Regions from separate parts of the Homo sapiens genome. Here regions 1 and 3 are each linked to region 2. A link is a loop called in an ENCODE intact Hi-C map of the cell type or tissue named here. Cell type or tissue: psoas muscle. All regions are shown on one strand. Each heading gives the region's core, and the rest is flanking DNA. Links, peaks and the distances in the headings are about the cores only. Region 1 has its middle 51 kb from the start of PWWP3B. Region 2 holds the start of PWWP3B (PWWP domain containing 3B). Region 3 has its middle 210 kb from the start of RADX.

Region 1 (7,479 bases), core at 1,272-5,271, 50 kb before region 2:
ATGTTGTTAAATTTTTTAGCATAAACTTTTAAATAATATTCCCTTATTGTATTTTTAATGCCTGTAGTATCTGTAGTGATGTTACATCCTTTATTTTTATAATTGGTAATTTGTTTTTTTCTTATAGTTTTTTTTTACCTTTTAAAACAATAAACTTGTGATTTCATTCATTTTCTTTATTGATCTGCTTTTTGGTTCTTACTTTTACTTCTGCTCTTACTTTTACTATTTCATCCCTCTTTTTTCTGTAGGTATAATTTGCTCTTCTTTTTCTAGTTTCTTAATTGGAAGCTTACGTAGTTGATTTGAAATCTTTATTATTTGTTATTCTGAAAATGTTGTGCTTTCTATTACCCTCTAAGTATTACTTTAGAAGCATCTCAAAAAACAAGAATTGTTATGTTTCATCTTTTCCCTGTAATACATTTTCTAATTCTCTTAAGTCTTCCCCTTTGACATATTGAGTTATTTATGAGTACTGTTTAATTTTGAAATGATGAGGATTGTGAAATATATTTCTATAATATATTTCTAGTTTGGTTCCATTTTGGTCAGGGTAGGTACTTTGTACAATTTTAATTATTTTAATTTTGTTGACATTTGTTTAGTGGTCCAAATACGGTCTATCTTGGTAAATGACGCATGTGCACTTGAAAAAAATGTTTATTATGCAAGTTGTTGTGTGGAGTGCTCTATAAGTATTAATCAGATCAGTTAGTTAATAGTTTTGTCTAGATCTGCTTCAAGCTTAAACGCTTTATTCTATTAATTAAGATAATTGTATTAAAATCTCCAATTATAACTGTATATTTTCCATTTCTCATTTAATTTTTGTTTTTTGCTAAATATATTTTAAAACTTAGTTGTTAGGCACATGCCCATTTAGGATTTTTAGATCTTCTTGATCGATTTACCCTTTACTAATGTTATGTCCATCTTTATACCTGTTAATGTTTTTTTGTTCTGAAATCTAAGTTTTCAGATGTTAATATATCCACTCTAGAATTCTTTTGCTGAGTATTTGCATGGTATGTATTTTTCATTACTTTATTAAATGGCTTTAAGTGGGTATAACTGACATATAATAAACTGTATGTATTAAAATTATATAATGTAGTTTTTGACACAGGTATAAACCCATGAAACTATCAGCACACTCAAAATAGTGAATATTTCAATCATTCCCAGAAGTTTCCTCATTCCTCTTTGTATTGTCTTACTGTTTCTAGTCCCTGCAACTCCTGTCTTCTTCCCCAGATACCTATACATTTTGCATTTACTGTGATGTCATATTAATATAATCATATAGTAGCTACTTTATTTTGTGTGGCTTCTTTCATTTATAATTATTTCGAGATTCACCTATGTTGTAGCATACGCCAACCATTCATTTGAATTAATCAGATATATTGATAGATGATAGTTAGCTAGCTGAATAGATGTAGCTATATCAAAGTTTGTATTTTATTCATTTACTTCTTAATAGACATTTGGGTTGTTCCCAATTTACAGTATTTTGCTAATTTAAATAAAGTTGCTACGCACGTTTCTGCACAAATCTTTCTATGGATGTATGGTTTCATGTCCTTCAGGTAAATATCTAGGAGAAGAATGACTAGATCATATGATAGATGTGTGTTTAACTTTTTAAGAAGCCACCGAGATGTCTTCCAATGTGTCTGTACCGTTTTACATTCCCACCAGCAGTGTATGAGAGTTCTAGTTTCTCCATATCCTCACCAGAACTCAGCATTGTCAATCCTTTACTTTTACCCATTCTGATAAGTGCACTGTGCTAATTCATGGTGGTTTTATTTTTTTATTTTATGTTTTTTCTTTCTTTTTGTTTTTTATTATACTTTAAGTTCTAGGGTACATGTGCACAACTTGCAGGTTTGTTACATATGTATACATGTGCCATGTTGGTTTGCTGCACCCATTAATTCATCATTTACATTAGGTATTTCTCTTAATGCTATCCCTCCCCTATCCCCTCACCCCACGACAGGCCCCAGTGTGTGATGTTCCTCGCCCTGTGTCCAAGTGTTCTCATTGTTCAATTCCCACCTATGAGTGAGAACATGTGGTATTTGGTTTTCTGTCCTTGCGATAGTTTGCTCAGAATGATGGTTTCCAGCTTCATCCATGTTCCTGCAAAGGACATGAACTCATCTTTTTTATGGCTCCATAGTATTCTATGGTGTATATGTGCCACATTTTCTTAATCCAGTCTATCATTGATGGACATTTGGGTTGGTTCCAAGTCTTTGCTATTGTGAATAGTGCCACAATAAACATACATGTGCATCTGTCTTTATAGTAGCATGATTTATAATCCTTTGGGTATATACCCAGTAATGGGATGGCTGGGTCAAATGGTATTTCTAGTTCTAGATCCTTGAGGAATCACCACACTGTCTTCCACAATGGTTGAACTAGTTTGGTGTTAATTTGCATTTCCTTAGTAATTAATGATGTTAGGCATCTTTTGACGTGCTAACTTACCGTGTATATCATCCTTAACAAAATGGTTGTTGAAAATTTTCTCATTTTATGTTGTGTTGTTTATCTTATTGAGTTTTTAGATATTTTATGCTAGGGTTTTAATCTTCATATTGAGTTCTGAGGTTTTTAAAATATATTCTGGATATATGACCTTTATCTGATATCTGATTTAAAAGTAGTTTCTCTCTGTAGCTTGTCTTTACATTCTTTTAACAATGTCTCTTGAGGAGGATAGCTTTAATTTTTATCATGTCCAGTTGATTTATTTGTTCTGTTATGAATCTTGCTTTTGGTGTTACACCTAAGAAAACTTTGGCCTATCTTTTCTTCTAGATGTTCTGCAGTCTTAGGTTTTACATTTAATTTGATGATGTATTTTGTCAAAATTTTTCATATATGGTGTGAGGTGTGTATCAAAGAAGGAAAGAAAAAGGGAGATTATCTGTGCTCTCAGAATATTAGGCATTTGCAATTCCTTCAGCCAGAACTAGATGGCGTTCTCTGGAGTTCTCATTTTTCTGTGCCACAATGCTCACTTCTGGGTTTCCGAGTGCATTACATTTGAGTTGGAGGATGCCAAAACAAGAAAACATTAAACTTGCTGCCAGTTCAGGATACTTTGAATGTGGGTGTTCTTTCCCAAATTGCCTTCTGCTATTTACATTTCAGAGTCCTTACATAACTGCTCTATGCATTCTATTCCAGTTTTATGGTTGTATTCAGTGGCAGAGATGAATGAAGTGTTTTTATTTTATATTACCTGGAACCAGAACTGATATTCTAATTTCCAAACATTTCTACCACTACTTTGATCTCACAAACACACACACAACCAACAAACCAATGCCTTCTTTCCAAAGAGAATGAAATATCAGTGTTGCGAATACCCAGAAGCCAATAACCAAGGCTGGCATTAGAAGACAGAAACCCTGGCAAGTAAAGATATGTAAAATACTCTCCATTGTTCAATGAACAGTCCCAGTAATACAATGGAAGAATTCTGTTTCTCACAAATGTGCTACATAAAACTCTCCCTTGCATTAAAAACAAAACCCTCACATTTTATTATACTAAGTAGTTCAACCACATATTTATCAGCTGGACTCTCAATCCAGAAGCAAAATATTTTATTATTTTATATCAGTCCATGCCAATAACTTACCACAAACTTTCCAAATTTAGATAAAGGTTTTTTTAAACTTCTCATTTAATACTTCTTTGTATCCTAAAATCCCAAATAAAATCAAATGTTCCATTTATATTAAATGATATTTATATTAAATGATGTGTAAATACATCTGAAGGTAATTGCTTTTGAATTACACTTTGGGATTAGAACTATCTCAGACTAATTGTTTCATCTTGCTCATTAAAGAATAGAACTGACAAAAGCCTTTCAAGGGAAATCCCACAGAAAGAGGAATATGCTCTCATGTCCGGTAGAATGATTTTTATATTTCAAACTTTGTCTGAAATATCCCCCAAAGTTTCTAAAATGTAATAATCCACAAAAATTGTATTTCTCACATTCCTCTTCATGCTTATTATTTATATTTATATTAAATCCTTCTAGAAACCTCAGAGATTTAAACTACCTTTTTTTTCTGTCTGAGATTAATACAACAGAGATTTGTTAAGTACTTCTTTGTGTTCTCTAGGTCAGAATCGACTAAAAAATAAGACGAGTGACAGAGAGATAGACATTAAAATGTTAGCTTTATTGCTAATAATCTGTACCCAAAATGCTTGCAAATACTTGCTCCCTGAACTAAACAGATTTACTTATCCAGTCTCTGGCATTGCTAGAAAATCACTGCTTTCACCATCTTTCAGCAGCACAGGACAGGTCCATTTTAAATTATGGCACAGAGAAAACCAGAATGGACCCTCCTTGCAGACAGCCAAAAACAAAAGAAGGGTCTGATCCAGTCATACTTAATTTCTTCTCCCAAAGCTCACCAAGCTCTTCAATCATCCTTCCTAAGGAAGGAAAGTTGGGAGAGAGATTAGGAGCGTTACTCTGAAATCAGTTTCCTTCAACAGTGAAGCAAGCAGTAAGGAACATGGAGGATCTCCAACCCACTCTCATTCCAATGTTCCACCAGGTTTTTGTTATTTTAACACATATCTTAACCATTAATTAAGTTTTTGGTAAACGAAGTGTGTAGCTGCACCCTCCTGTCACCAGATACAATTAGAGGTAACTTTTCTTCCTATCCAGCATATTTAAACTTTCCTACTTGTCTGTTGAACCTTGTGTTTCTGGCACTACAGTCCTGAATTGACTTTAAACTTCATCTAGCCACTTCTCCACACTCTCAGAAGCAAGATTTCCCACATCTCTAGCAGCAGACTCTCCATTTACAAGCATAGTCTTTCTGTCTCTGTAGTTTCAGTCTCTTGCTGTAAGTTTACGCCCTGTTCTACTTCCCATCCTATGTCCAGCTATGCTTCTCAATGTGGTACATTAGAGGTTCTAAGATTATAAGATCACATTTAGATAGACCAATAATAAAATGGCAACAATATGGAGATGCTCCAAATTTGAAAAAAAAGACTATTTTTCCTTATGAATTTCCAATAAATAAATTCCAAAAATTAATAACATTATTCTGCTTTTGTGTGAAATTAAATTAAAACCCAAAAAAACTTAAAGTCTTGCACTGTATCTTTTTTTCTATTTATTTTTGGCCAAAAGTGTCCCTGATGCTTGGATGGTGCTGAGCTTGCTTCAGCAGCTACATTCTGAGATGTGTGCTGTTAGAACTGGATAGTGCTTTTAAGGTCTCAGAAATCACAGGAATTTTACTTTTTTTTCACATACAAGACAGAGCAGGACCCAAGAGATTTGATATCTATACTACTCATTCTTTCAATTCATTTAACAAATACTTACCGGGTACCTCTTATGTGCCAGGCACTGTTCAAGGCACTATAGATGGAACAGAACAAAAGAAAAAATTTCTATGGTCCTGAAGCTGGTATTCTAGAAAGCTCTTCATGGGTATGAGTAAAAAAGAGAAGCAACTTCCAGAGTTTAAGACAATTATCCTATGCCAAATTATGTTCCCAGAACATAGTACATGGTTGTTGCCAAAGACCATAGCAGCAACTGAATGTTATATGATGAAAGGGGGGTACACGGGCAAAATATTGGCTTTATTATTGCCAAGTTGTTTTGATGATAAAACCTAATCAATTCAGTGCGAGATTCAATTCTAGAGTTCCAAAAAAATGTTGATTCTGACAGTTTTTGCTAGCATCTTTATTGCCCCTGTGGGTTGACAGATCCTTGGAGTTCCCTACTCCACAATTTCAGTGATTCCAATAAATTTTTTTTTTAGACGGAGTCTCGCTCTGTCATCCAGGTTGGAGTGCAGTGGTGTGATCTCAGCTCACTGCAACCTCTGCCTCCTGGGTTCAAGTGATTCTCCTGCCTTAGCCTCCCAAGTAGCTGGAACCACAGGTGTGCGCCACTACGCCCCGCCAATTTTTGTATTTTTAGCAGAGATGGGGTTTCACCATATTGGTCAGGCTGGTCTTGAACTCTTGACCTCGTGATCCGCCTGGCTTGGCCTTCCAAAATGCTGGGATTACAGGCGTGAGCCACTGTGCCCAGCCTCCAATAAATAATTTTTAATCTTCTACATCACATATTGAAATCCACATTGTAAATGTGTATAATGTATTACAATTTTTATTTGCAATTATCTTGAATGAATGTCTGTCTCTCTATTAAAACATTAACTTACTAAGTGACAGGTAAGTGGGTAATCTCCCATCCAACAGGAAATGCGATATAATTTTTATTAAGGGAGCTTCTGCAAAGTGAAAGGGAAATTATGAAAGATGTCTTATTCCCCCTATAAATCCAGGAGGATAGACTTCAACTATCATAGTCATTACTGTGAAAAAAAAGAATATGTGTCAATGTCATCACAAATGAGGTGCAGTTGACATTCTACGAAGTAAAAATGCAGGTAGATCTGGGTTAAGACCTTAGCATTTGTTTTCACATTCAGTTTTTTAAATAAATTAGACTTTCTAACATTTATTCTCACAAAAACTGTATTTCCTTAGGAAAAACAATTCATTTCAGATCTTAACTTTTTAATTGTGTATATTCAGCCATATTACGATATTGTCATATTTCACCAAATGAAGGCTTTTTCTGTGAGCTGTTTTCAAAATTCTAGATTCTGGTCCATATACTCCTTCTAGCAGTTTGGAATGACTTACTAGTCAGCATTTGTATTACTGGAACCAATTGAAACTATTCTACAAATAAGCAAGGTGATAAACCTTGTTTGGTTTGAGACAAATGACTATTTGGAGCTAAAAGACTCAAAATAAAGTGCTTGCTTTTTCTACAGCTTATATTAGACTACAGGAACTCTTAAGTCAGTGTGGAGTCATAGGTCAGGAGCAGCCAGTTCATGAATACAATGATGCTAGCTGCCTTCCACATGGGAGTAGATGGCTATATTAAGAGAATCTCCCTCAGTGTCAGTGAGGAAGACAGCCAAAAAGACTGTCTGTTTTAAGAAACAATTCAATTGTTAAATAATGGATACTCCCAAAAATGGAATTTCAGGAAAATGTGGATGAACAATCTTCCTGAAGGCTGCCCAAATGATTTATTGCATGCTGAGATTTTATTCACACACATATAGACTGCATACAGATAATGCATCAACTTTATCCTTTAATTGCAGGTTGTTTTCTTGCAAAGACTGTTGAAATTAAGGATAATATATAAGAAAGTTTCTCTGCCATTGTTTTGAATTTTCAGAAATTTTCTTAAAAAGAAAATCTAAGAGTTTATATTAATAAGGTAAAAAATTCAATTAATATTTCTGAAAAAAATACATTGAATTTTAAAAATTATTGTTGCTTAATATCTGACACCGGTGCCTTTTCATGTAAAAAATGTGAATTCCATATTAAAATATCAAGTGTATTTCAATGAAATGT
Region 2 (7,479 bases), core at 1,480-5,479:
TTTCTGTTGGCAGGACCCAATGTTTAGCTTGTAAGAGTTTATCACCAAGGCATTATGACATGGTTATGTTTCTGAATTTTTCAGACAGCCAAAAAATCAGACAGTGTGGGTTTGAAACCTTTATTAGCTCAGCGGAGAAAAACTGTCCAATCCTTGACAACAATGCTAGGTTGTCATCTCCCATATCCTAGATAGCATAGTCAGCAAGGATGCATGGGTCACCTGTATCTCTATATTAACCTAGATTGTCCAAATATTAAATATTAAGCCATTAATATATTTAAAAATACAATAATAAAAAGAGTTTTAGCTACTTAGTTGTCTAGAAAAGCTGTTTTTTGTTTGTTTTTGTTTTTTAAGAAGCCTCATTCTATTTATCTGGGGATAGTAAATGGTTCTCGTCTGTTGTAGCCTCTTTTATCCCCCTGAACCTTCACAAAGTAGCTTGAATAAAGTATTTTCAATGGGTGATAATTGGATTGCATTAAAACATGGCAAAGAAGAAAAGAGATCAGATAAAAAATTTACTTTACTAAGTAGGATGAAGGTAGACGATGAGAATATAGACAAGACACAAGTCAGAAGAACGAATAATGGGTATCAGATAGGTGGGGTTAGATGTGTGGAATATATTTGGGGGGGTACAAAAAAGAGAAGTATTATAACACAAACCCAATATCCCATCGTTATTTTCTCTGTTGTGTAATAAAAAAGGAATTGTGTGGGAGGAGCTTTGGCAGTATCGGGGACATTGTTTTTGTTCTTGGATAATTTGGCCTTTTGCAACCCTCTGAGTTATCGTAAGTGAATGCTGGGTTCTAATCTTTTCTAAGCTGCCACTACTGCCCTGTCTATCCAAGGCAACCAAAGGAGAGCTCACGGACACAATGAGGCTCAGCATCAACAATCTCACTGACAGCACAACGTTATGAGGCACGGATTTGTGATGGTTGCTGGGAAAGAATTAAGTTTGTTAAACCACTACAAAATATTATTTAAGAGAATATAGTCATGTCGTGCATAGTGACATTTCAGTCAATGACAAACTGCATATATGACGACGTTCCTGTAAGATTATAATAAAGCTGCAAAATTCCTGTTGCCTAGTGATGTCGGTCACAGCCATTGTAACACTGAAGCACAATTCATGACTCACCTGTTTGTGGTGCTGCTGGTGTAAACAACCTACTACACTGATAGTGGCATAAAAGTATAGCACATACAATTATGTGACGTACCTAATACTTGATAGTGATAATAAATGACTGTTATTGGTTTATGTACTTACTGTACTTTTTAATCTTATTTTAGTATATTCCTTCTACTTAGAAAAAAAAAATGCTAACCGTAAAATAGCCACAGAGCAGGTCTTGATTCAGGGGGTATTCTAGAAAAGGGCATTGTTATTCTAGGAGACAACAGCACCATGAGTGTTACTGCCCCTGAAGACCTTCCAGTGGGACGAGATGTGTAAATGGAGGATGGTGATATTGACGATCTTGACCCTGTGTAGGCCTAGGCTAATATGTGTGTTGGTGTTTAACAAAAAAAAGTTTGAAAAGAAAAAAAATAAAAAATTTTTTAAAATAGGAAAAAAGCTTATAGAACAAGGATATAAAGAAAGAAATTATTTTATTTTATTTTTTTTACTGCTGTACAATGTGTTAGTGCTTTAAGGTATTATTACAAAAGTGTTAAAAGATTTAAAAATTTAAACATTTATAAAGTAAAATGTTACCATAAGCTAAGGTTAATTTATTATTAAAAAAATATTTTTTTTTATAAATTTAGTGTAGCCTAAGTGTTCAAGCTACAGTAGTATACATAATATTCTAGGCCTTCACTTTCACTCACCACTCACTCACTGACTTACCCAAAGTAACTTCCAGTCCTGCAAGCTCCATTCATGGTAATTCCCCTATACAGGTATACCATTTTTTGTCTTTTATGTCATATTTTTACTGTAACTTCTCTATATTTAGATATGTTTGGATATACAAATACTATTATAATGATAATAAATGACTGTTATTGGTTTATGTACTTACTATACTTTTTAATCTTATTTTAGTATATTCCTTCAACTTAGAAAAAAAAATGTTAATCGTAAAATAGGCACAGAGCAGGTCTTTCAGGAGGTATTCCAGAAAAGGGCATTGTTATTCTAGGAGACAACAGCACCATGTTGTAGGCAGTTGTGTTGCAACTGCCTACAGTATTCAGTATTCACCACTGTAGGCAGTTGTGTTGCAACTGCTTATAGTATTCAGTACAGTAACATGGTATACAGGTTTGTGGTATAGGAGCAATAGGCTATACCATATAGCCTAAGTGTGTAGTAGGCTATACCATATAGCCTAAGTGTGTAGTAGGCTATACCATCTAAGTTCGTGCAAGTACACTCTATAATGTTCTCAGATAAAATCGCCTATTGAAGCATTTCTCAGAATATGTCCCCATCGTTAAGCCATGCATGACTGTACAGGTGATTCAAGAAGGTCATAAGACCTTAAGCAGGTTCTAAGAAACCTTTATAACTATGTTATCTAGTTTATGGTATGACAACCTAGTATAGTTGTCAAGGACTACAGAGTCAGGCCTCAGGGAGACACCTGCATAGCCTCTTGCATGATTTCTTCATAGTGGTATAATATATGGATTCTTTCCAAAAACTAGAAGTTATGACTTTTAATTACAAACATGATAGCTGTAGAACAGGAAACAAAATGAAGTACACCCCAAATTCTCAACCTAACATAATCCTTACATGAAATGTGGCTTTTAATTTAAAATGCTATGATGACTGTAGAGCCGGAAGCAAAATACATTGTTCTCCAAGTTCTCAACATGTTTATACCGTGAAATGTTTTGTGAAATGGGAAGAGTCTTACTCACTGTTACATGGATACTGCTGGGTCTGGTCCTGTGGTCCAGCTGTCTTGATTCTCACTCCAGCTGCTTGTCCAGCAGGGTCTTTACCTGGCTCAGCACTTCTGTGGTTGACCTGTCTTTCTGGGGCTCGGCTGGCAGGGAATCAAACCAATGAAATGGAAAAGGTGTAAATAAATTTCCCTACCTAAACTCTAACAGGCTGTCATTCCAAAACACAGGAATGAGGCAAAATCTCATCTGTGATGTAGATGCCATCTATTTTCCTTCATGTTATTATAATATGAAATGCTCTCTGGGTCAGTTATGTTATTTCGTTCATGCTAAAATCATATCCTTCAGGAAAATTATGAGGTGGAGAAAAGAGAGAAGGGAAAGAACAATTGACTTGTTTCTACTATGGGCCAGACTCTATGTAGCAGCATTTTTTATGATTTCTGTGTGAGTCTTCATGTCAGTTATTGGTGGGGATTTTTCTTCTAGATATTTATAATATTTTGAATGGAATTTCAATCACACTCTACATGCTGTCTCATAGTCGGCTAATACAAAACATATTTCATTGCTTTGTCCACTTCATAAAAATATTTGCCTGGACAAAGCTTAGTAAACCTGGCAAGCACCATCTTGTGACCAGAACCAGAACTGCAGACACTCAGGCTTCTAGAATTTTTCATTCTCAGTTTAAGAGTTCTGTGCATGTGTTATACAAAAATGGGATCATAATGTTCTCATTTTAATATTTTTCATCATAATATCTCTCATGCAAATTGTATATATCTTTCTACATCTTTTGGATTTCCAAAGAAGAAAGGAAATCTCCACAACAATGGTCAAAATGTAATGGTTTGCTCTGTATATTTCTAGATTTTTTTCTGTAGAGACTTACCAATGTGGAAGCTTTTTGAAACTAGACCCTTTATTCCTCCAGTAATATATTTGAACATCTTTCCATATCAATAATTATTTTCCATATCATCTTTTTGTGAATTGCTTTACAAAATTTTTTCCACATTTCTAAAATTTTATGTTTTTCTCATGATGAAAATTATTCAGGCTTGCTCTTTTCAAAATGAAATTTTTAAAATGGGGAAATGTAATACATAGAAGGTTAAAATATTCTGTCTATTAATTGGAGATATGTGTGGAGATATAAGAACACTTATATCTCCAATTAATAAAGTGGCATGTATTATTTCCAGATTTCTCCAATTAATAAAGTAGCATGTATATTTCCAGGTTTTTATTGCATACACTGTACGAATGCATGCACATTCTTTTTGGTAAACAAATAGGATTACATGATACAGGCCATTCTTCAATTTGCTTATTTTTAGAAACTACCTTGGACATTTACTCTAATCATTGCATTTAGAGTTAACTCATTCCTTTTACAGCTGCGTAGTATTCAACATTATAGATATACTATCCTATATGACTATGTCATAATATGTTTAAAACATTTTACGAATTATTCCTCAGGAGTATAAAGATAAATATGTTCTGCTTGAACCAGAGTCTGGACTATAGCCTCAATAGTTGAATTGCAAGAAAAGCACAAGCAATCAGGTAATGAGCCTTCTCAGACCCATAGAAAAATCCTACTGCAGCTAAAGACAATGGAATGTGTGTGTGGCTATTTGCTCAAGTGTCTGTAACAAAAGTGATTATTCCCTTTTCAGCTCCATTATCGTTTCCAAAAGAATCTAAAAGTACATAAAAATCTAAAGATGAAAATACACATCATCAGTACTCAAACCCTGAGTTGTTCACGGCATACATTTGATGTCTAATCCTTTTTATTTTTTTCCTCATCACATACATGTTTGAATATACTATTTAAAATTACATTTATTTAGCCACATATTTGAACACCTTTCCCTGTTTATATATGAGTTTACGCTATTTTGGGGAAAGTAGCTTTTCCCCATGATTTTAAGTTCTCATCTCAGTTTCTATGCCGACATAGAAACTACATGCTAAGTAAAATGTGGAAGAAAGAAGTGGAAAATTTCCTCCTTTTTCCCCTGACATCCTTTTTTATCAGGCATCCTTTATTACTAAGTATATTGTTTGTTGTGTTTTATTATACTAATGCACGTCTGTTATTGTTATGATCTTTTAGATTTTTTCCATTGCAGTACAAATAGGAATGTACAATTCTCTTGAGAGATAGGTAGAAGTACAGACAAAGATCATATTTTGCACATTATTTAAAAAGCTATTATATTAAGTCATTGTGTATCCCTTGACAAATAACCAAACTAATTCTCAGAGATACTCGAATTTGCACAGTTATGCATTACTTTAAATTACTAACATACTCCACCAAAACAGTAAGATTTGTTAGAAACACAACACATTCAAAGTAATATAAAAAACCAACATCCCCAACAACTTAATTTTTCATTTAAGACTATTACAACCTTTTTCAAAATAAGGAAGATTAAACTCCCAAGTTTTGTTTCATCATTTATCTCAGCCACCACTGCCTTTTGATGGAAACATAAAATGCTCTATTAAAAAGTTAGCTTTTGCTACCTCTTTAAGAATATTTTTCCACAGGTGTAATGTTGATTACCACCTCCCCGACTGTGGACTTTTAAAATAATCTGAAGGAACACAAAACACAGATATTAATTCCCTCACAGAAACAACGACCCTCACAGAACGACACTCCTTTCCCGTTATTCCTAAGCAGCACTCTCTTCTTTTCTCACCTTTATTCCAAATCTTCGAGAACTCTCTGAAAATAACTAGCATTTACGACAGCCATTACCTCCAAGCTTCTCCACGGAAGCCTCCGAAGCCTGTGTGTAATGCAGCTCCTCCCCGAAGACTGGCTGGGCGCAGCTTTCTTCCAAGCTCCTAGAGGATGCTCCGCCCCCTCTCCGTGATGGGGAAAGCACGAGGTTCTTCCTTCGCTTAGGAGAAAAATGACCAACTTAAACCGAAATACAGTTAAAGGGAAGAAATGTTCCTCTTAAAGTACTTTAAAGTGTAATGGTAACCTATGTCTGTTCAATTTCCATTCAACCCCCTAGGATAGGTGTTTTAATGGAAAAAGAGAAGCAACAGCAAATCTCTTTTTCATATAATAAAGATGTGGTTAAAACGTTCCTTACATATATTTTTTCTGATCCTCTTTTGTACTTTATTTCTGGTAAATTTAAGACCTACTGGCCAAACTTCACAAAAAAACATACGCTAAGTATTTTGATTTGGATTACAGTGAATTAATACTTTATTTTAGGTAGAATTAATTCTTTACAATTTTGAATCTGAACCTGGGACATAATATATCTCTCCTTTTATTCAAGTTTCTTATACTTCTTTCCTTAGGTCATTTCCAAAGAAAAATCCTCAGACAAAATCTGATTATACTGAAATTGAAAAAAAAAATGTATTAAGCGTAAAATCACCATAGGCCAAGTTAAAAAATCAGCCGCAAACTTAGGAGTGCTTTTCAAGTGCTTTTGTTTGTCCATATGATTAGATAAACAAAAATATACCCAAGCTAGTTCTTTCATTTCAATAAGAAAGAAATGAACAACAAAGTAGAGAAAGGGGCAAAGAACACAAGCAGAGAATTCCCAACGTCCTTCCCTATTCCTGATATTCACTTCACTGTGAAGAAATCTCAAAGCAGTGTAACTTGAAGGCTCTCTGCGTCTTCTAGACTAGAGAAATATGCTTCTAGGCTGATGGATAGGTTTCCTTAAGTCTGGAGTTCTGTTAGTCTCATTTCACTCTCACAAGCAAAGTCCTGCAATTTATCTTCCCCTCTTAATAAAGCTGACAATTTTGGTTTCATCTGCTATTCAACTTATTTTTACCACATTTTCTTCATTATTTTTAAGATATGACAATTGTAAACTTTTTGTACCCACGAGATTACCTCAAAATGTATAATAATGCAAAAATGGATAGAAATACATTATTGGGCAAGTAAGAAAAATTTGATTAGCTCTTATAGAAGTAAAAGGAACTGGTGGTCAGTGCCTCCTCCTGAGGCTCTTTTACCTACAAAGTACTTTGATCTCTCCCAGATTAATGTCTGTTTATTTTGGTCTTGGAATGTGATTTTTTTGTACAATTGACAAAAATTATATATATTCAAGATGGGTAATGTGATGATTTGATATATGTGTACACTGTGAAATGATTACCACAATCAAGCCAGGTAACATATCCATCACCTCACATAGTTACCATTTCGTGTGAGATGAGAACGCTTTAGATCTACCTTCTTAGCAAATTTCAAATATACATTACATATTATTAACTACAGTCACCTTTTCATGTACCTTTTGACCATTTGCACATTTTCATTGGAAAAAATAACTACCCAGTGTCTTTTACTCATTTTTAAAATCAGGTTACTTGCTAGTTTTTTCTTGACATTGAGTTTTATAAGTTTCTTATTGTGGGTATTAATTTTATAAGTTTCTAATTGTGGATATTGACTCCTTATTGGATGCATGGTTTGCAAATATTTTCTCCCATTCCATGGGTTACCTTTTCATTCTGTTGATTATTTTCTTTGTTGTGCAGAAACTTTAGTTTGATGTAGTCCCACTTGTTTATTCA
Region 3 (7,479 bases), core at 1,657-5,656, 230 kb before region 2:
CCCAAAAATATCCCATAGTGGGCACGGATGCTTGGACCCAATAAGTTATAAATTACAATTAAATTAAGTCTTTGCATTTAAAAATTGGTTTGACAAAATGAGACTCTAAGGACTGCCTAATTAAAATAGTTAATATGAGCCAGTTGTGGTGGCTCATGCCTGTAATCACAGAACTTTGGGAGGCTGAGGCAGGTGGATCACTTGAGGTCAGGAGTTCAAGACCAGCCAGGCTAACAGGGTGAAACCCCATCTCTACAAAAAATACAAAAATTAGGTAGGTGTGGTGGTGCCTGTAATCCCAGCTACTCAGAAGGCCGAAGCAAGAGAATTGCTTGAACCCAGGAGGTGGAGTTTGCAGTGAGCTGAGATCGTGCCATTGTATTCCAGCCCAGCGACAGAGTGAGATTCTGTCTCAAAAAACAAACAAACAAACAAAAAACAAAACAAACAAACAAAAAACAGTTAATATGGCACAATGTAAATTCAAAATAGGGCCTTCAAGTATGAAACTTATTACATAAGACCTAATGAATGAAGGGGTAATTATCCCCACTCCTTCTCCATTTAACAGCCCAGTTTAGCCTGTTCTTAAACCTGGAATAATTGAATGGTACTTCATAGTGTATTACTGCAATCTTAATCCTATGGTCCTGTCCATTAAGGCCCCATATCCAATCTTATTGAAATTACTGACTCCGTTGAATCTGCACCAGCAAACATTTTGCCATTTTACATTTGACTAATATTTTCTGTTCTGTGTCTGTATCAACAGCCATTCAGCTTCAGTTTGCCTTCACCTCTGAAGAGACATGATACACATTTACCAGGCTACCCACGGGGTATGTCAGCAACCTTGCCATTGCAAATAGTCTTTGCAGGAAAGTTCTTAACTGTATCCACCATTCTCCAGGAGCACAGGTATGATGTTACATAAGAGACACCCTCCTCCAAAGAGATTTATTTGACACACTCATTAAGTATACTCATAAAGGAGCTCATAAAGAGGGGATGGGCCATTGCCCCACACTTATTGTAAGGTTTCAACACCTTTGTTAAGTTCCTAAAATTTATTTGGTAAGCCCAGAACTGCTCCATCCTTGACACTGTCAAAAACCAACTACTGACAGTCTCATCACCCGCAATGTTAATGTAAGTTCAGCATCTTTTACCCATTTCTGAGTTCTGAGGGCAACATAGTCCTCATTTACGATTTTGTCTTAATCTCACTGTTGCTATTACTTGCAAATCAGCACAGCTCGAATGGGCCTCTTCCAACAAAAAGCTCTAGAATCTGTCTTAATCTAAACCAATGGGCACTCCTGTTAGTGCTATGAGAGTTTCCTTTATTGTAGAGGCTTTAGTAACCTCCTGACATGCCCTCACTGTGGTCAATGGACCAGCCATAAAGGTTATAAGTTGATTGAAGGCTTCTGATGCAAGAAACTGCCCTACTAAGCCTTGCACTATATACCATTAGAGTGAGAATAACTGGCCATATGCTGGATGTCCCCAAAATAGAGGCTCTCATAGACCCTGAGCCTTTGGTTCTCTACCTCTGTAGTTGTCCAATATGCTTTGGGTCATGGAACCAGCACCCTGTGAAGTCATGATGGTTACTTAAGCCTCTTTGATACAGGGTGGAACCAAATCTGGGCATTTGGCAGATCATACATGTAAGAAGGAATGACCTCTGCTATCCTCAGTCCCTTGCCAATTGCCATGGTGCTGGAGGAGGTCACCCTATATCCCTTAGCTATGTGGGGAGCCCTTTGGGATCAAATTAGTGAACAGCAATGGGAGTTTATTCTATAGACAATATTGTCACCATCATACGTGTTACTGCTATCCATTTCTTAACCAGGATGTCTGTGATAAAGGGCAGGAAACAAAGAGTCAGCACAATTGGCCAAACTTCAGCCATCATCTTAGCACTGGGTGCCATGACCAACAAATGGCCCAGTAAGTACAGTTTTATGAACTCTTAGGCCATTGCCTCAGAGTTGCCCCCAAAGTAAGGAACTTTGGGAATCTATTCCCTTGCAGATACCCAAAATATAAATCAGGGTGTTACAGACTGAATTGTGTCTTCCCAAATCCCTATATTGAAGCCCCAACTCCCAATGTGACTGAATTTGGAGATAGGACCCTTGAGGCGGTAATTATGGTTAAATGAGGTCGTAAGGGTAGGGCCCTTATCAGATAGAACCTGTGTCCTTATAAGGAGAGAAAGAGACCAGAGAGCTCTTTCTCTCTGCACTTGCACAAAGGAAAGGCTGTGTGAGGACACAGTGAGAAGACGGCCATCAGTAAGTCAAGGAGAGAGGCCTCACCATTAATCAATACTGCTGGCACCTTGATCTGGGACTTCAAATCTCCAGAACTGTGGGAAAATAAATTTTAATTGTCTAAGTTACTCGGTCTGTAGTATTTTGTTATGGCAGCCCTAGCAGTCTGACACACAAGATAACAGATGTTCCTACATGTACAGTTGATTCTCATTATTTCTGGTAGTTATGTTCTATAAAGTCACTGTGAGCACTGAATTAGTGAATATTAAACCATGGTTCCTAGAGTAAATCCAGGCTCACTTTCTGTGAGCCTCTGGTTACAACATTTTCATTAGCCAGTCAGTATATAACCTTGTTTTATATGTGTTTTTGTTTAAAGACACTTTATTTCATGTATATTATTGATTTGTTTACATTGCTATTTAATATATATTGTTTATTCATTTGCATTGAACTTATGGACAACAGCACTATGCTCATGCTTAGCACATGTATTTTCTCCATAAGGCACATCACAGCCTTCTTGTGCTTAGGAACACTAGACAACACTTTAGCACTATGCTTGGGGGCAATTTTAAACAGTGAAATTATTAATAAAAAGCATAAAAGTTTGAACAATGTGGTATTAAATATACTGCAAAAAGGATACTTGTTTATGGTATGAGAGCTGAGACAAGAAGGCAGAGCATCACCTTATCCAACCTCAGCTGGGAACACATGCACCAGATAATTCAATTTTTTTGCTGATCTATGCATGTTTATGAATGACCACAGAAGCACTGCAAGAATTGATTTGGGGTTTATAAATAAGTTTCAGTGAGTAGGTAAATCCTTAAATATGGAATTTGCAAACAATGAGGAAGGACTATGCTAAGGCCCAGTACAAGGCCTCAACAGGATACTCCTTATCCCCTTTGGAGTTCCAGACATTACTGCTATGACCAAAGCACTCACCTCACTTCTCAGAATACACAATCTAGGCTCTTGAATAAGACAGTAAATGGAGCTTCCACTACCCTTATAGACCCCAGGCAGCTGGTTTAATTGACAGGCATAATAGGCTCCTCAAAGAACTCCTATTTAAGTTACAAAGTGATACTCCTCTAGGTGTCACTATTACCACAGGCATTGATTAATCTAAATTAATGCCTTCTAGGACATGGATTCACTATACCAGTGCCACTCAGGTCCCTCAGTTGCCTTTATTGGCCATAAAGGGGGACACCTCTGAAGTTCATGCTTTTGATGACCACCTCACCAGGTGGCCCTGTCCCTGCCTGTCTCCCTAGGAAGTGAAGTAGACACTTTTCCTTCTCACCAATAGGGTTGAACAGGTGATCAAAACAGGGTGCAGGATAACAGGCAAGACACAAAACAGACATGAGAGACACCCGTTTGAGTCCAGATTTTAGCCCATTCCCAGGGCATGTGTATTAGTCTGTTCTCACACTGCTATAAAGAAATACCTGAGTCTGGGTAATTTATAAAGAAAAGAGGTTTAATTGGTCCATGGTTCTGCAGGCTGTACCGGAAGTATGATGACATCTCCTTGGCTTCTGGGGAGGGCTCAGGAAACTTGAAATCATGGTAGAAGGTGAAAGTGGAGCAGGCACTTTCACGTGGCCGGAGCAGGAGCAAAAGAGAGATGAGGGAGGGTGCCACACACTTTTAAACAGTCAGATTTTGTGAGAGCTCGCTCACTATTGTGAGGACAGTATCAAGAAGATGGTACTAAACCGTTCACAAGAAACTGCCGCATGATCCAATCACCTCCCACAATGTCTCACCTCCAACGTGGGGGATTACAATTCAACATAAGATTTGAGTGGGGATATAGATCCAAACTGTATCAGCATGTGTGTTTGTATGTTTGTGTATGTGTGTAGACACTTCACTTCCTAAAGAGGCACTTCTATTCTCTAGAAGTCTCAGTCATCACCAGAATTTATATTGATGTGAAGGCATCAAGGAGTCAATTATGGTGCAAGGCCTAAATTAATATTATGCGCTTCCTGGACATCTGGTAAAATTAGGAGGACCTTGAATGTCCTAACTGCAAATTCCCCTCTCCACTCGGTGCCTGCAGGTAAGGTCCCTTAACAAAACAAGTCTCCTTATTAAATGAGCCAGTGCAGTTCCTGCTTATCTTTAACTAGAGAGTTTCAATTCCTTGCCAGTCTGTGTAATTATTCGAAGAAGCCAGTCACATTCTCCCCCAGGAATCAGGGACACTCCATTCTTTTGATACTACAAAGTTTGCCTCCTACAAACCCTGGTTGTTTATTGTGTTTCTGAATGTAACCCCAAGTGGCCCTGTGTGGTGTATTATGTACTCTCCAGGGCTTTAAGTGTATGTGACTAATAAAACTGCTAGTGATTTCATCTGTCCAGTGTTGACTGTCATGTGTTTGGCCATCCCCATATCCCTAGGACAGGAATCCCTCCCTTACCAATGGAGTGAAGAAGAGGCCACCAAAATGGTTATAGGGTGATGGACAAGACACACAACATTGACCTGAGAGACACCTGTTTGAGCCCACATTTTAGCCCATCTAAAGCATATATGTTTGTCTTTCTCTCGCTTTCTGCGTGTGTGTGTATTAAAGGGCTAGGGGATCTTTTTTGATGCAACAGAGAGAAATTATTGATTCAGCTCTATTGGAGGGAGATAAGACTGTGCAATCTATGGTTGTATAATTGTGTGGCCTGGAGTGGGTGTATTTTGTACTTACTTGTGTGAAATGTTTGAAGATACAGGGTTCTTTTCTATGTTTACTTTAAATTTATTTGGGTCTCATAATATCTGAAGATGTTTGCCAGTCATCCACTTATTTATGTAGATCACACATAAATATGTATTTGCAGTGTCTATAGATCCTGAGTGCTGGCACATGGGTAAAGCATGGTTGGAAACAGGTTGGAGTACATTGCTTTAATTCAGGAATAATTCATGCACACATTGGAATGCTGCTAAATGAAATTTCATGATTAAAGATAATTGAGAATAAGTTTTTACATGGCAAACCAGAAATGAACATGTACCCAGTGGAATAAAAAGGTAGTTGGGTAAGGTTCTAGCAGATAGCACTGCAGTTTCCACATTACCACATGAGACTATTAGTGCACACACACACACACACACACACACACACACACACACATGCTGAGATTTGCGGGGAGTTCATTTGTTAATTTGAGAAAGATCCTAAGAGTCTCATTAATGCCCAGGGCCCAGGGCCTGTTCTCATTCAGAAGCTACTTGTGGGGGAAACAGCCCTGCTAATGATCTCAGTTGTCTTGAGTGAGCACATCAGAGACCTCTGAAAAGCCAGCTCTCTGCAGGGCTACAGCTGGGTACTTACATGTACTCACCCAAGACACTTCTAGGCTGGAAGCACATGATTAATGAGAGTAATGCCAGCTTCCAGAATAGATGTCTCTGTGAAGCCAGCCCTGAGCCTCAAGAATCTGAAATGGCTTCATTGGGTGAGGGTCACAAATCTCTGCTACATGAACAAGGCTGTCTGTCTGTGTCACATGCCATATGTCCAGCCCTGAGAACAGGTGTACAAGAGCAAAGTTGACATGGATGTGACAACAAAATGCCCAGTCCCAGGCCACATAGAGGAAATGTGACTTTGAGCTGGAGAATGTATACTGGTTGGCTCAGCTCAGGAGGGCACTGAGGGTGGAAGATTACTTTTCTTTAGTCAATCAGATGCCCCTGGAAGGAGGATTCCCTGTAATCGCAAGAGCCATGTCCATGCTGATTGCAAGGTGGGGCTCTTTCAGAGGTTGAAGTAATGCATTTTTTGAAGGCTCCCACTTGCCTGCTTCCTCCCCTCTCCACTTCTCAGAAAGCCTTCCCCATACCCTGATATCCTGCCTGGTAACATGGACAGTCTTTGTGCCTCACTCTCTGAAAAAAAGCTGGGGCGGGAAGGATGAGTCTTCCTCGCTGCTATGTTTCTGGCTGACTCGCTATGGGAAGAGAAGAGGGGTATGAAGAGTGCATATACTTATGACTGGACATGACTGTATGTGTGCAGGAGAAAGGAATTCCTAGGAAAGTTAGGGGCTGGGGTGTTCTCTGCTGTTTGTTCTCTGAGAAGCAATGTGGCATTTACTGATAACCAGTTACTTCTCTGTTTCAGGAAAAAGTGTGCAAATAAGGCTGTGGTTCAACAGGTTTTGGACAGGATGCTGATGGGACACAATGCCCATCTGAGACCAAATTTTGGAAGTAGGCCACTTCCAGACACTTGAGACCTTTGTGTTAGGTCAAATAGAGCTGAGACACAGCAAACCAACCCAACTGGTAAGCCTACCAGTGGCCCTCCGCAGGCTCTACACCTCTGCCTCTCTAGATCCCACCTTCCTGACCCTGAAGAGACATGCAGCTGAACACTCCCGGGCCTCCAATCTCCAGGCCTTTAGCTCTATCCCTGCAATTTCTGCCACTTCTTTGCTTGTATATACAAGAGATCTTCTGCTCTTTCCACAGTCCCTTGTGAGGGCACCAAGCCTAAATATGCACCCCCTGTTGTGGCTGAAGAGGCAATGGGTATGCAGGCTTCAGGGTGCTGTGCTTCTCAAGCTGGAGCTTTCTGCTCCATCTATTACACTCTATGGGTAAGGCACTTGAGCACACATTCTTTGCACCCTGGGCACTCTCCCTGTTCATTTTATTCAAAACTGTGTGCATATTCTTCACCATGCAGTCTACTTCACAAATCTCTGTTCAGTCTACTTTGACTAACCAGGCCTCAGGGTCTTCCCCCATTGTCCCCAAGCCTTCAGTTCCCACTGATTTTTATTGGCTCTACCTCTGGAAAACATCCTAACTCTGTTCTTATCCCTCCATTGATCATAAGGCCCCTAGCTTAGGCCTCGGTCATCTTGCTCCTGAATTACTGCACCTTGCAAGTTGCTTTCCCTTTGCTTCATTGCTCTTCCCAGAGTGTGAGGGCATAAGATGCAGCCCACAGTGTATGAGATGATTGTGCACCTAGGGACTGGGATGCTAGGGTGTAGAGGGCATAAGGCAGGCTCTTTCAATAACCTTACCCTATAAGGATAGCAAAGCCTCTTCTTGGTGGGCCCCCTAAGGGAGAGGCCAAGACTTTTAAGGGGAGAGAAGTCTAGGTATATTGGAATTCAGGTGTTAGGTCACAGCCAGATCCCCGCTGCA

What was found. Hi-C counts contacts between places; a loop is a spot of excess contacts. Peaks named below come from ENCODE experiments on the same cell type or tissue, not always from the same donor. Only the 100,000 strongest peaks of a DNase experiment are listed, where the experiment ranks them.
Region 1: a loop joins it to region 2, with 3 times the contacts of the local background. A loop is called at or near these places in 5 of 110 quality-filtered maps.
Region 3: it touches region 2 in a loop (2.9-fold over the local background); 26 of 110 quality-filtered maps call a loop at or near these places.

What each region holds. Positions count from the first base shown.
Region 1 is chrX:106,215,884-106,223,362 of GRCh38, reverse strand. No RefSeq gene overlaps it. Among named protein-coding and RNA genes, the nearest start is that of PWWP3B, 51 kb to the right of the region's middle. In psoas muscle, for the core only: CTCF peaks have their summits at 2,771 and 2,973; no DNase peak of the experiment used is centred there; H3K27me3 peaks cover 254 bases.
Region 2 is chrX:106,166,556-106,174,034 of GRCh38, reverse strand. It overlaps PWWP3B (PWWP domain containing 3B), which reads right to left and starts at 5,730. Exons shown (of 4, transcript NM_001171020.2): 1 at 5,610-5,730; 2 at 2,896-3,023. In psoas muscle, for the core only: a CTCF peak has its summit at 3,525 (motif pointing left); no DNase peak of the experiment used is centred there; H3K27me3 peaks cover 580 bases.
Region 3 is chrX:106,393,896-106,401,374 of GRCh38, reverse strand. No RefSeq gene overlaps it. Among named protein-coding and RNA genes, the nearest start is that of RADX, 210 kb to the left of the region's middle. In psoas muscle, for the core only: a CTCF peak has its summit at 3,381 (motif pointing right); no DNase peak of the experiment used is centred there; H3K27me3 peaks cover 329 bases.